Regions from separate parts of the Homo sapiens genome. Here region 2 is linked to region 1. Evidence: read pairs that join two places in POLR2A ChIA-PET (ENCODE). Cell type or tissue: Caco-2. All regions are shown on one strand. Each heading gives the region's core, and the rest is flanking DNA. Links, peaks and the distances in the headings are about the cores only.

Evidence for each region. ChIA-PET counts read pairs that join two places held together with the same protein. Peaks named below come from ENCODE experiments on the same cell type or tissue, not always from the same donor. Only the 100,000 strongest peaks of a DNase experiment are listed, where the experiment ranks them.
Region 2: POLR2A ChIA-PET joins it to region 1 with 13 read pairs; 2 of 35 experiments call an interaction of 5 or more read pairs at or near these places.

What each region holds. Positions count from the first base shown.
Region 1 is chr5:172,656,527-172,663,166 of GRCh38, reverse strand. The region is part of intron 1 of NEURL1B (neuralized E3 ubiquitin protein ligase 1B); the gene reads right to left. It overlaps MIR5003 (microRNA 5003), which reads right to left and starts at 1,002; the gene lies at 904-1,002. It also overlaps the pseudogene LOC100130394. RefSeq lists enhancers at 2,973-3,062, 3,358-4,352. In Caco-2, for the core only: no CTCF peak of the experiment used is centred there; DNase peaks (open chromatin) are centred at 2,766 and 3,036.
Region 2 is chr5:172,860,872-172,867,511 of GRCh38, reverse strand. All of the region lies in intron 1 of ERGIC1 (endoplasmic reticulum-golgi intermediate compartment 1), which reads right to left. Among named protein-coding and RNA genes, the nearest start is that of ERGIC1, 30 kb to the right of the region's middle. RefSeq lists an enhancer at 3,995-4,496. In Caco-2, for the core only: no CTCF peak of the experiment used is centred there; no DNase peak of the experiment used is centred there.

The DNA of each region.
Region 1 (6,640 bases), core at 699-5,698:
TCACAGCTCACTGCAGCCTCAAACTCCCGGGCTCAAGTGATTCTCCCACCTCAGCCTCCCAAGTAGCTAGGACGACAGGTGTGTGCCACCACACCCGGCTATTATTATTATTTGTAGAGTCAGGGTTGCTGGGGCTGGTCTCGAACTCCTGGGCTCAAGCAATCCACCCACCTCAGCTTCCCAAAGTACTGGGATTACAGGCATGAGCCACCATGCCCAGCCTAACCCCCATGGTTAATCACAGGCTGCTCCAGCCCCACCAAGACTAGAGGGCAGTGTCTTTCCAGCAGTTAGTCAAGGAAACAGTGCCCAGACTCGAAATGCATGGCAGAGATTTGGAGGGTGGGTGATGAGTGTCTGTGGGTGGTTAGGGAGGAGGGAACTCTGGCTGTCAGGGTCACCACTGCCCAGCCTTGGCAAGTCTTTCTGGAAGGCCGGTCAACATAAGAACTGCTTCCTGGGTGGCTCTGAGATTTACTTCATGGGCTCTGGATGAAAGCCTGTGCTTTGCTACTGATTTGTCTGAGAGCCTTGAGCAAGTCACTGTACCTCCCAGAACTGCAGTTTTGTCATGTCTAAATGGCACGTGACCTTAGACCCCTGTCTCAGGCTGCTGGCAGGGGCAATGAGAGCATAGAAAAATCCCGGCAGAAGTCCTGGCACATAGTAGATGTTAAATAAACAGCTATTCCCTTCCCTTCCCCATGGGAAATAACAAGTCCAACCACTGGGTAAGCCCCTCACCTCCATCTCTTTCATGCTTTTTATTTCTACATCACAGTTTGAGAGGTGGTTAAAAAGAGCACAGGCTTGGAGTCAGACCTGGGTTTAAATTCTGGTTTTGCTTATTTATTAGCTGTGTGATCTTGCGGTCCGTGTGATCTTGAGGTCCGTACTTAACTTCTCTGTTCCCCCTGCCCCAGCCCCCAACAACCTAGAAAAGTAGGAAAAATCATCTCTACCCTGCAAGGTTGTTGTGAGGATGACACAAAGCAAACTCATCAGACACACAGTGTGTGGCATGTAGTAGGTGCTCATTAAACACTTGATCTCCTCCTTTAACCACCTTATTTAGTTCCTTTGACTAGGAAAGGTTTATTCCTGGGTCAGAGATACCTACCTGTGGCAGCTGGGAAAATACGTTCTGAAACATTTTTCTCCCGTGTAGGGCTCATAACCTTGGCCAGCAGAGGCCTCTTGAAAACCCTGGGGTTGCTTCCCCTTGGTGTCCAAGGACAGAAGCCTATTTTTAAACTATGCCAGCAGGCGTCCTAAATGCGCCTTGTGCCATCCCCTGAATGGTCCCCACTCATCTCTCCAGCCTAGCCCTTCCTTTGATCTAAAAAGAGCCCAAGGAAATGGCAGTTACCGTCAGGAGGATGGCAGGAAGCAACAGCTCCCGATACTCTGGCCCCGAGACGCCGGCTTCCAGCCTGCTGGAGTTCCGCAGATGGCATGCTGGCTGAGGTTTTCAGCAGATTCCTCTCCACCAGGAAAGGGAATTGCCAAATGGGAGAATCGTCTATTCTGCCTCTTCCTTTGAACATGAGGATTACACTGGAGTTTCACTGGGCCTCTGCTATGTAGTGGGTACATGTCTTGGTTTATTGGGTTTAATCTTCAGGAAAACTCTGCAGAGTGGGTTTTACCACCTTGATTTCCCAGATGAGGAAACTGAGGGTCTGAGAGGACCAGGCTCATGCCCTTTCTTCCACCCCACCCCTTCTTCAAGGCAGCTGCCATAACTTTTGGGTTGGCGGGGCGTGGGGAATGGTTCATGGACCTTGTTAGAAGCAATAAAATCTATAGAGGCTTCCCCGCCAGAAACATACCCAGACTCCATGCACAATCTGATATTCAACTTCAGGGTTTCCCCCCAGAAACATACCCAGACTCCATGCACAATCTGATATTCAACTTCAGGGGCTTCCTGGACCTGGACCTTTATAACATGCGTCCTTGGACTGTAGACCTTGAGTGAGAAATCTCTGGTTCAAATGACATTTGCCCCAGTCCAAAATGTAAACCAGCACTGTTGGCAGTAGGAAGCAACATGGTGCTCATGTGTGTTGGGGTGAGGGGGGCAGGCTGTGCTCTAGAGAGAGGAAAAGGCAAGGCTGGTATTTAGCAAGGCTTCCCGCCATATCCAGAGGGGCCAAGATATCAGTCACCTTTGCCAACAAAGTTCCATTTTCCATTGGTGGGTTTAAAAGTGGGCTGGAAAAAAACATAACCAGGCTGGGCACGGTGGCTCACGCCTGTAATCTCGGCACTTTGTAAGGCCGAGGTGGACAGATCACCTGAGGTCAGGAGTTCGAGACCAACATGGTGAAACCCTGCCTTTGCTAAAAATACAAACATTAGTCGGGTGTAGTGGCGGGCATCTGTAATCCCAGCTACTTGGAGGCTGAGGCAGGAGAATCACTTGAACCCAGGAGGCGGAGGTTGCAGTGTGCTGAGATCGCACCACTGCACTCCAGCCTGGGCGACAGAGGGAGACTACATCTCAAAAAAAATAAAGAGAAAAGAAAAAACATAACCAACCCTTCCTCACCTCTGCCAAATGGGGCAGTGACAGGCACTCAGGAGACAGACACCAGCTTACTGGACTTTGTTCCCTTTTTCAGAGGCCTGGTTGGCCAGCATCCCCAAGGGAAAAGGGCCAGCCCGCGCTGGTAACTGCCACTCTGCTCCCTTTGCTTTGCAAACAAAACCCCGTCAACAGCTGCAAGGACATCCCAGAGAGGCCAGAGGTCGCAATGCTGCTTGTGGGGAGAAAAGCTCACTCCATCCAGGCCTAAGTGGCAGACCTCTCAGCTTGAGTGGGCTCTGATGCGAGAGTTCCCAGGGGGTGAGGTCATCCCGACGCCCCCTCAAAGCATGCTCAGCCAGGGCTGGGATTCCCAAGCTGACTCCGACCCTCTGCCGGGCCCCCTGACTGTGGTCTCTTCTTGATAAAGGGACCCAGGAAACTCCAACTTCAGAGGCGCCGGCTCCCAGGGCTAGGGCCCCACTGCAGTGAGAGGTGGGGGGAATGTGCCCTCATTCCTTCTCGAGTACATCACTTCCTCCTTCATCTGACATTTACAGAGCATCTGCTCTGGGCCAGGGCCCGCGCTGGCTGCCGGGTACATGCACTGACAAGTCACACACTGTCCCCGCCCCCTCGAGCTGAGACCAGCTGCAAGGATGGACATAAGCAGACCCCATGACTGCACAGGGTGGTGGCCAGGGAGGGCTGGGGCAGTGGCGACAGCTTCTCAGGGGAGCTGCTTTGCAGACTGAGGAAGCAGGGCTGGGAGGATGACAAAGGATGGGGAAGTGTGTTTCAGGCAGAGGGAACAGCACCAGCAAAGGCCTGGAGATGAGAATCAGCTGAGAGCACTGGGGAACTGTGAGGAGTACAGGCCAGAAGGGAGAGGGGAGGGTGGAGTGGGAGTCAGGGGCAGTATCACAAAGGGTCTTAAAGGCCATGCAGGGGAGGTTAAAGTCCTCCAGAAGGTTCTGGGGGCTGCTGAAGGGTTGGGATCAGGGAAGAAAAACTCCTGTGGATCCACCTCTCTGAAAAATGAGATTGAAACCCTGGGCCTTCCTTTCTTCCATGCCAGTCAAAGTGACCCAGCGTGGCAGGAGTAAGAAAACAGTCCAGGTTTTGAATGTCTCTTCCAACGGCTGACATGGTCCTGCCCCTCAGCGCCTGCTTCTCCTCCTGGCAGCCCCTGGCAGCTGCCCAGTGATAAGCTGGCTGAGGTTGCCAGGCCTACCGTTTCTCCTTCTCTTTGCCTTGAGGACAGCCACTCCCCCAGCCTGGGTGGTGCCCAGAAGCCTGGCTGCTCCCAACTTCAGCCCCAGGAGAGCACCTGCGGGGCCTGAAGGTCAGCATTTTTGGCACAATAGACCCACTGGCCCAAGTTCCCCTGGAGCAACACTGTTCTTGCTCCTGGACTGAAGAAATGTTCTTCACACCCCAACAGCTGGGCAAAATGTTTGCTGGTCCCAAGGTCTCTCACTTACATCCTGACCTACAAGAAAAAAGCTAGACTACGTATAAGTAGCTTAATCCACCTTCTGGCACAGAGGGTGAGCAATACCCTGGCTTGGTCTCAGGAAGGAAGCTTTGGGGGGGGGGGGGCGGGCAGGGGTGGTGGTGGATGTCATCAATCAGCTTGTTTTGAGCTCCTCAGAGGCCACAGTTTGGCGGAACTTGGGGACGAACAATAAGCAAAGCATCTACAAAAGGAAGAAAGTGACTGATTACAGCAGGGGGACGGAGCCCCAGGGCTGAGTGTCCCTGAGGCCTGAAAAAGAATTGGGGGTAGGGCCTGATGGGAGAGGCAGACCTCCCAGGGGACAATGGCCCCCCACCCATAGGACCTTGCAGGAACCTCCTGACGGTGATGGAGGAGGTGATGGCTACCAGACCCCCTCCCAGGGAGGAGGGCGGCTCTGAGAGATTGGGTGAGCTGCCCATGACCAGGAATTGTGGCATGGGTGTTTGAACTCATACCAGCCTGGCTCCCAAGGCTATGACAAAGATGCTATGGCTCCTGACGGCAAAGTGCAGAAGTCATCCCTGCAGGGAAGGAGGTCAACACAGTGCCTGACACAAGGTAGGTCAGCTAATGTCATCTTCCCAGCCACACTCGGCTCTGAGGCCCCCCAGGAAGTGACTCTGATGCGTGTCTCGTCCTTCTCTGGAGATGCAGCCTTCTCTTCTCTCTCCCCCTCACTCACCACGCAGGGCTTCCCCCAAACGCCTGAAAGCCTCATGAGAGCAGGTAAGTGTGGACTGAGGATGCCTGCAGGAAGCCCGCATGGACTTCTGCTCCCTTCCCCAAGAGGTAAAGGGCTACGTGCTTGGAAGGCATGCTCTGGAGCCTGTAGGGTCCAGCCCTACGGAGCTTAGCGGGTGTTCTCCCTGTGTGCGGAGACGAGAGATTGTAATAAATAAGACACAAGACAAAGAGATAAAGAGAAAACAGCTGGGCCCGGGGGACCACTACCACCAAGACGTGGAGACCGGTAAGTGGCCCCGAAAGGCTGGGTGCACTGATATTTATTGCATACAAGACAAGGGGGCAGGGTAAGGAGGGTGAATCTTCTAAGTGATTGACAAGGTGAAGCAAGTCACGTGATCACTGGACAGGGGGCCCTTCCCTCTTAGGTAGCTGAAGCAGACAGAGAAGGCAGCATATGTCAGCGTTTTCTTCTATGCACTTATAAGAAAGATCAAACACTTTAAGATTTTCCCTATTCCTTCTACCACTATCTACTACGAACTTCAAAGAGGAACCAGGAGTATGGGAGGAACATGAAAGTGGACGAGGAGTGTGCCCATTGAAGCACAGCACCACAGGGAGGGGTTTAGGCCTCCGGATGACTGCGGGCAGGCCTGGATAATATCCAGCCTTCCACAAGAAGCTGGTGGAGCAGAGTGTGCCCTGACTCCTCCAAGGAAAGGAGACTCCCTTTCGTGGTCGGCTAAGTAACAGGTGCCTTCCCAGACACCGGCGTTACCACTTGACCAAGGAGCCCTCAAGCAACCCTTATGCGGGCGTGACAGAAGACTCACCTCTTGCCTTCTAGGTCACTTCTCCCAATGTCCCTTCAGCACCTGACCCTATACCCACCGGTTATTCCTAGGTTATATTAGTAATGCAACAAAGAGTAATATTAAAAGCTAATGATTAATAATGTTTATAATAATGATTGATAATTGTCCATGATCATCTCTATATCTAATTTGTATTATGACTATTCTTATTCTAACCATTTTCTTTATTATACTGAAACAGTTTGTGCCTTCAGTCTCTTGCCTCGGCACCTGGGTAATCCTCCACCCACAGGAGCCCTGATTAGAATCTCCATCCCATGTGTCCTAAGTTCTGGCGATCTGACAGTCCTTGGTTCACTGGTCCTCTCTATAGCCCTGTGAGCCCATTTCACATATAGGGACATTAGGCCCAGAGAGGGTAAGGGGCTGGCACAAGTTCATGAGGCAGATAAACAGCACGGTGAGGATTCGACTCAGGTCTGAATCCAAAGCCCATGCATGCTGTTGGTTATCATGCAGAATTGCTTCCCTAGCCAACCAGTCATCCATCATGGGGACGTGAGGGACTGACTCAAATAGTCTATAGCAGGACTATTTGGTCCTACTGCACAGATCAATTTTGGGAGCACAGATCCCTTGCCTCCAAGGAAAAAAGGTAATGGCCACTTAACAGAGTTCCCAGCTTGTGCTGGATTTGGACTTCACCTAGAATCTCCTATTTATTCATCATCGCAGCCCCATGAGGGAGGGAGGGACTGTCATTATCCCCATCCTAAAGATGAGGACATGGCGGTTGTTAGGAGTTTTAAATTTATTTTCAAAGAATTAATATGTCAGTGTGTTCAATTCTTTGCCTTCTACTTTTAAACTTAACTTCTGGGGAAGCGGCGGCAGGCGCCATGTCCGGCCGCGAAGGTGGCAAGAAGAAGCCACTGAAACAGCCCAAGAAGTAGGCCAAGGAGATGGACGAGGAAGATAAGGCTTTCAAGCAGAAACAAAAAGAGGAGCAGAAGAAACTCGAGGAGCTAAAAGCGAAGGCCGCGGGGAAGGGGCTCTTGGCCATAGGTGGAATTAAGAAATCTGGCA
Region 2 (6,640 bases), core at 566-5,565, 200 kb before region 1:
ACGGCAGAGGCTGGAACACTGAGGCAGTGGCCAAGGCCAGCCAGCAGTTGTTCTTGCGGCCTCCAAGGAGTGGAAATAGGGACAGGGAAAAGTTACGGGCAGCAGCCAGCAGTTCACAGCAGGTTCTGTGGAATTGCTGGGGCTAAGCAAGGACTCCTGTGCTCTCCTATGAATCGTCCTTGGCCTTTCATCCAAACTGGACCTGCCCACCTGGGAGGTCCACCACCCCCGCCTGTACCCAAAGGGATCACACCCTGACCATGCAGTGTCAGTGATGCCAGGAGGGAGGGGCTGCCAGCATCCCCACTTTCCAGGTAGCACGATAAAGGTCACCCAAGGTGGCATTGCTGGCAAGCACTGGAGGTGGAACTCAAACCCTTGGCTTGCAGAGCCCCCACAGCCTGAAGCCAAGCCAAGGTCTGCAAAGACTCTGCATGGCCACTGCTCTCCATCTGCATCATCTCCATCTGCATCATCTCCATCTGCATCATCATCTCCATCTGCATCATCTCCATCTGCATCCCCTTTCATTTCCACATTCATGCATTTTTTCATGCATTCATTCAGCACCTGTTCTGCAAATATCACTAGCACCTGCTCTGCTAATGATAAAAATGGGAGCCAAACAAAGGCAGTCTCTGCCTGCCTGGAGCTAGAGTCAAGAAAACCTCCACTGAGAATGCAGAGTTACAGAATGAGATAAGCATCGGGGAAGGCCCCTGGGCCGCCCGTGCCTCCACTAGACAATAGACTGGAGAGTATACAGGTGGTGAGCCTGGAGCTGCCCTTTCTGGGTTCAAGTCCCAGCTCTGCCACTTGCTAGCTGTGGCCTCGGGGAATTCACTTCACTGCCCTGTGCTTCAGTTTCTCAGGCTGTCAAATAGTGCTCACTTCGCTGGCTTGCTCAGAGGGGGTTCACATGTTAGTACAGGGAAAAGGCTTAGCACAGCGCCTGGCCCCCATGGGGGAGTGCTTCCCCTGTGACGCAGCTGCAGGGTGTAGGGTACATGGAGGACCACAAGCATTTTCTTCCCAAAGGAGAAGCTCCTTCTCCCCCACAAATCCCTCTGAAGGCTGCCTCTGCAAAGAGGTGGCACCAGTGGACACAGGAAATTAGGCCAGAAAGAGGGGCACGGTGCATTCCCCATAGGTCCAAGATGAGAGAAAAACCAGGGCAGCGGCAGGGGCCCCCACCAGATCATGGCTGCTGAGGGCTGTGAGCATCTCCCTCCCACACCCACCTCCCTCCGCTTCTCTCCCCACTCTGCTCTCCTCCTGCCTCTCCCCAGTTGGCCTTTCCTTCTGGACTTTGCTCCAACTGTCTTGACCTCTAGAGCATGGAGCTGAGGTTCTGAATCCCAGAAACACTTGGAACATTTAAATTAAAATTTAATTGGACTCGGCAATACCAAATAAGAAAAAGAGAGTTTATACTCACTCAAAGGATCTGTTAAGAAATTGTACATAGGTAGTACAAATTTACCAACTTGCATGGGAAGGATAAATACCACATTTAGGAGAGTATTTCTCCTGGGATGGGATGGAGATGGGTCAAAATGGAAAGTGCAGACAGAAGAGGAATATAGGGGCTTAAGGTTTGCTTCTCAGGATGGGAGGTGGGTGTGATTCTATATGATTCTATATGTCCAAAATAGTCTATGAAATAAAAAATAAGCTCAAAAGTACCCCAATCAGGTACTATAACAATAAAAAAGAATGAAGCACTGATCCGACCACATGAATGAATCCCACAGATGGGACATGGGATGAAAGAAGTCCAACACACACAGATCAGATCATATGATTCCACGTGTGTGACCTGAAGAACAGGCAAGACTAAAGCAAGGGGAGGGAAGTCAGGAGATAGGTCACCCCGTGGTGGGGGTGCTGGCTGGGAAGAGGCATATGCAGGAGCTTTCTGGGGTACTGAAAGTGGTGTGCACCTTGATCTGGGGGTGGCCACATGGGGGTATCAGGTAAAAAAGCCATTGAGCTGTATACTTAAGATAAGAACACTTTACAATCTGCAATACCTCAATTTAAAAATTCCTTAAACATTTAGAAAGAAAGAAAACCAAGTCATCAGCCACATTTGGGAACCCTTTGCACTGGCTTATGTTAATATTAAAGAGACTGTTTTAGAATTTCTTTCTATAGGCCAGGTGCGGTGGCTCACGCCTATAATCCCAGCACTTTGGGAGGCCAAGGCGGGTGGATCACCTGAGGTCAAGAGTTCGAGACCAGCCTGGCCAACATGGTGAAACCCAGTCTCTACTAAAAATACAAAATATTAGCCAGGCATAGTGGCGGGCGCCTGTAATCCCAGCTACTTGGGAAACTGAGGCAAGAGAATTGCTTGAACCCAGAAAGTAGAGGGTGCCGTGAGCCGAGATCGTGCCATTGCACTCCAGCCTGGGTGACAGAGTGAGACTGTCTCAAAAAAAAAAAAAAAAAAAAAAAGAATTTCTTTCTATAGCAATTTGATATTTGATTCCTTCATTTGATCACTTCCTCTGGGAAGAGCGTTGAGCAAGGCTTTGCAGCAGATACACAAGGGAACTGCTCCAAGGCCTCAAGGACATGAAAATAAGTCAGGCTGACCCAGGCTGGAATCTTAATTTGCTCTTACTTGCTGTGTGAGCCGGGCTTAAGTGATGTCCCTCTCTGAGACTCAGTGGCCTGATACGCAAAACGTGGTTAGGACAAAATGAGACAGTGTTCAGCACTGTGCCCAGCATATAATAGGTGCTCAAAAAAAAAGGGGGGGGGACATGTTAATATGGTTCATGCTTTAACCCTCTACAACAATGTTTTTACCAACTGCAGATGACGATGACTAGTGAGTTAAAAAATCAAAGTAGTAGATTGCAACCAGCATTTAAAAAAAAAAAGACAGCCCCTATATTCCTCTTCTGTCTGCACTTTCCATTTTGACCCATCTCCATCCCATCCCAGGAGAAATACTCTCCTAAATGTGGTATTTATCCTTCTCTTGCCTGTAATCACTTGAGGCCAAGAGTTTGAGACCCAGCCTGGCCAACAGGGTGAAACCCCGTCTCTACTGAAAATACAAAAATCAGCCAGGTGTGGTGGTACGTGCCTGTAATCCCAGCTACTGAGTCTGAGGCATGAGAATCGTTTGAACCCTGGAGGCAGGTGGAGGTTGCAGTGAGCTGAGATCATGCCATTGCACTCTGGGCTGGGTGACAGAGCAAGACTCCAAAAAAAAAAAAAAAAAAAAAAGACTACAAAATATTTATTGTCATTGTGTGTAGTAAGAGAAGAACCGTTGAGGTGTTTGTTTGTTTGTGTTTTGAGATGGAGTTTCCCTCTGTGGCCCAAGCTAGAGTGCAGTGGCGTGATCTCAGCTCACTACAACCTCCACCTCCCGGGTTCAAGCGATTCTCCTGCCTCAGCCTCTCGAGTAGCTAGGACTACAAGTATGCACCACCATGCCCAGCTAATTTTTTTGTATTTCTAGTAGAGAGAAGTTTCAGCATGTTGGTCACGCTAGTCTCAACCTCCTGACCGCAAGTGATCCGCCCGCCTCTGCCTCCCAAAGTGCTGGGATTACAGGCGTGAGCCACCGCGCCCGGCCATGTTGAGTTTTCATGTATTGTACACTGGGTTGTGATATAAATGTATTTCTTCAGAGAGTAGATGTCAAAAGCGATTAAAAGCCCTGGCCTGTTGAGCCACATGCAGTGCTGTGACACAGTAGGTACCAGCTCCGTGTGACAAAGCCCTGCTCTCGGAATTAAGTCAGAATAACAACATACCAGGAGGATAATTCTAACACCTCAAAGAAAGTCACACGTTTGGTTTTTTTCTTTCTTTTTTTTTAAAGAGCCAAAATGCTATGAAGTTGAGAGATCAGGGGCAGCTGCCTGGAAGAAGTGGCTTCAGATCCGGACCAACAAAAATGCTGACTTGAATTCCTGAAAGAGAGAGGTGGGCTGGGCCACGGGAGGACTCCTGGCCACTCAGCCTGAAGGTGCGGCTGATCGCGCCCAAGGGTCCTTTGTCTCCTGGCCGTCAGGAAGGAGGTGGGTGGTTCTGGGAGGCTGCGCAGTGGTGTACCTGAGACGGTTTTAGGTGGAACCCAGATTGGGCAGCAAATAACACAAATCACCCACAGAAGAAGTGATTATTTTTCCACTTTTCTTTCAATTCTCATAATCGAGTTTAGAAAAAAATCTCATTTGGTACTAGTAGGTCTTTTTACACTTAATAATCTCACTTTTTAGTAAAAAGAAGACTAGGCCAGGCACGATGGCTCACGCCTGTAATCCCAGCACTATGGGAGGCCGAGGTGGGCGGATCACTTGAGGTCAGGAGTTCGACAGCAGCCTGGCCAATATGACGAAACCCTGCCTCTACTAAAAATACAAAAATTAGCCAGGTGTGATGGTGTGCTACCTGTAGTCCCTGCTAATGGGGAGGCTGAGGTTGCAGTGAGCTGGGATTGCACCACTGCACTCCAGCCTGGGTGACAGAGGGAGAGTTCGTATGTATGTATATATGTGCGTATAAATAAATAGAAGGCTCGGCTTCAGGCACAGAACTGTCTACCAGCAATAGCTCTGTGCTAGAACTTTCATCTCACTGCTTTGACTTTCACAGGTACCTTGGACTCATGGCAGGTGATCCTGGTCTTCCATTTTAGAGAGAAGGTAAATTGTTTGCCTTTTAAAACTCATCTATGCAAGCTTTTTAAAAAGTGAGTCCATTTAAATAAAATACAAAGCATATAACAGTAGGAGTAGATGTAGGTGTGGCACAAACTGTGACAGTAGCCCTAGAGTGATTGAAATTTGAGAAACACTGGTAAGGACGTCCCAAATTTGAGGTTGGGGAAGTTTTTCATATCCTGACATCAATAAGTAGCACTAAAGGACACATTCCCTGCTGAGTCAGTAGAGAACCAGGCTCCCTTCAGGAAGAGAAAAGTCAAGGCTGGCCAGCCAGCTTGCTGTGGAGAATTCTTCAAGGAAAAGGGATCTTACAGCTGAAGGGCATCCACCTTTGTGCTCGGGAGTGCTCACCACCATTGCCATCCTCACCACTGGGCCTTTCTATAAACACATGCCCATTTGTGTGGTCTCGATGGTGTAAGGAAGTCTCCACCTACATTTTCCTCTACTGCACTTCCTTATCTCCCCCCTTATCTTGTGCCATCTTTTTTTTTTTTTTTTTTTTTTTTTGAGATGTAGTCTCACTCAGTTGCCCAGGCAAGGTGGCTCACGCCTGTAATCCAGCACTTTGGAAGGCTGCGGTGGGCAGATCATTTGAGGTCAGGAGGTCACCAGCCTGGCCAACATGGTGAAACCCTGTCTCTACTAAAAATATAAAAATGAGCAGGTGCAGTGGCATGCACCTGTAATCCCAGCTACTCGGGAGGCTGAGGCAGGAGAATCGCTTGAACCCGGGAGGCGGAGGTTGCAGCGAGCCGAGATCATGCCATTGCACTCTAGCCTGGGTGACAAGAGCAAAACTTCATCTAAAAATAATAATAATAAAATTAAAAAATAAATAAATAAATAAAAGTTCTTGGCAGGAATTTCTAAACTTTCCAGTGGACAAAGCGAGGCCTTGAGGTAAACTATGTCTTTCTACGTTTCTACTGAAAAGTAGTCCACACTGCAAAGGGCTTCTTCCTTTTCACTTCCTCCTCTTTTCTTTTCTGCCCTTACCTTATTCTGCCCCACCAATCACCCTGAGTTTTAGAGCTGGGGAGCACCAGGCTATCCTGGCAATGTCAAAAAATAGAGCTATGCCGTGTACACTTTGTCTAAACAAGGCCAGTAATTCACACTTGGGCTGACACACGCATTATTTACCACTTCCTAAGTACCTACTATGTGTCAGGCACAGTGCTGGGTGTCTTGACCCAAATAACATGCCTTTCGTCTTTACAGCAACGTTAGTAGATCAGTGTGATGCTTCCCATTTTACAAATAAGGCAACTGAGGTTCATTCATTCAGCCAACGAGTAGTCAGCATCCACAAGTGCCAGGCTCCATTGATGGCACTGGGGCAACAGGCATGAACAAGACAGGCAAAGCCTGCGCCTCTGAGGAACCGAGGTTCCCATGGAGGGGACAGATAATAAACAAGCCAAAGGGAGATGGGACTGTTCCAGAGGGTGGGAGGAGCTATGAAAGAGAACACGTGGGTCTGACAGAGCCGGACAGAGGGCACTGCAGGCTGGGTGAGGTCAGGGCAGAGACCCGAGGGAAGGGAGGGAGCCACTACGCCAAGTGCCTGGGAAGAGCATTCTGAGCAGAGGGAATGGCCAGTGCTTGGCCAAGACTCTGAGGTGGGTGTGTGGCTGGCCTGTGTCAGCAGCAGCGGTGGCCACTGCGGCTGGCACGCAGGGAGGGGCAGGTGGCATGGGACGAGGTCAGCGAGGCGGATGGAGGACACATCCCACAGGCCCTGCAGGCTGGGGCAGGACTCAGCTTGTTTTCGGCGGTGGATTTGAAGCAGAGCGCAGAGTGCCCAGGAGGGTGGATGAGTTTCACCCAGAGTGACCCCAGGCAGTCAGTGCCAGGGCCGGTCTCCAGCCGAGGCTGGCTCAGCCTACATCCGCTCTCGCCGGCCCTTCCTCCCCACACAGTCCCAGCCTAGGTTCTCAGGC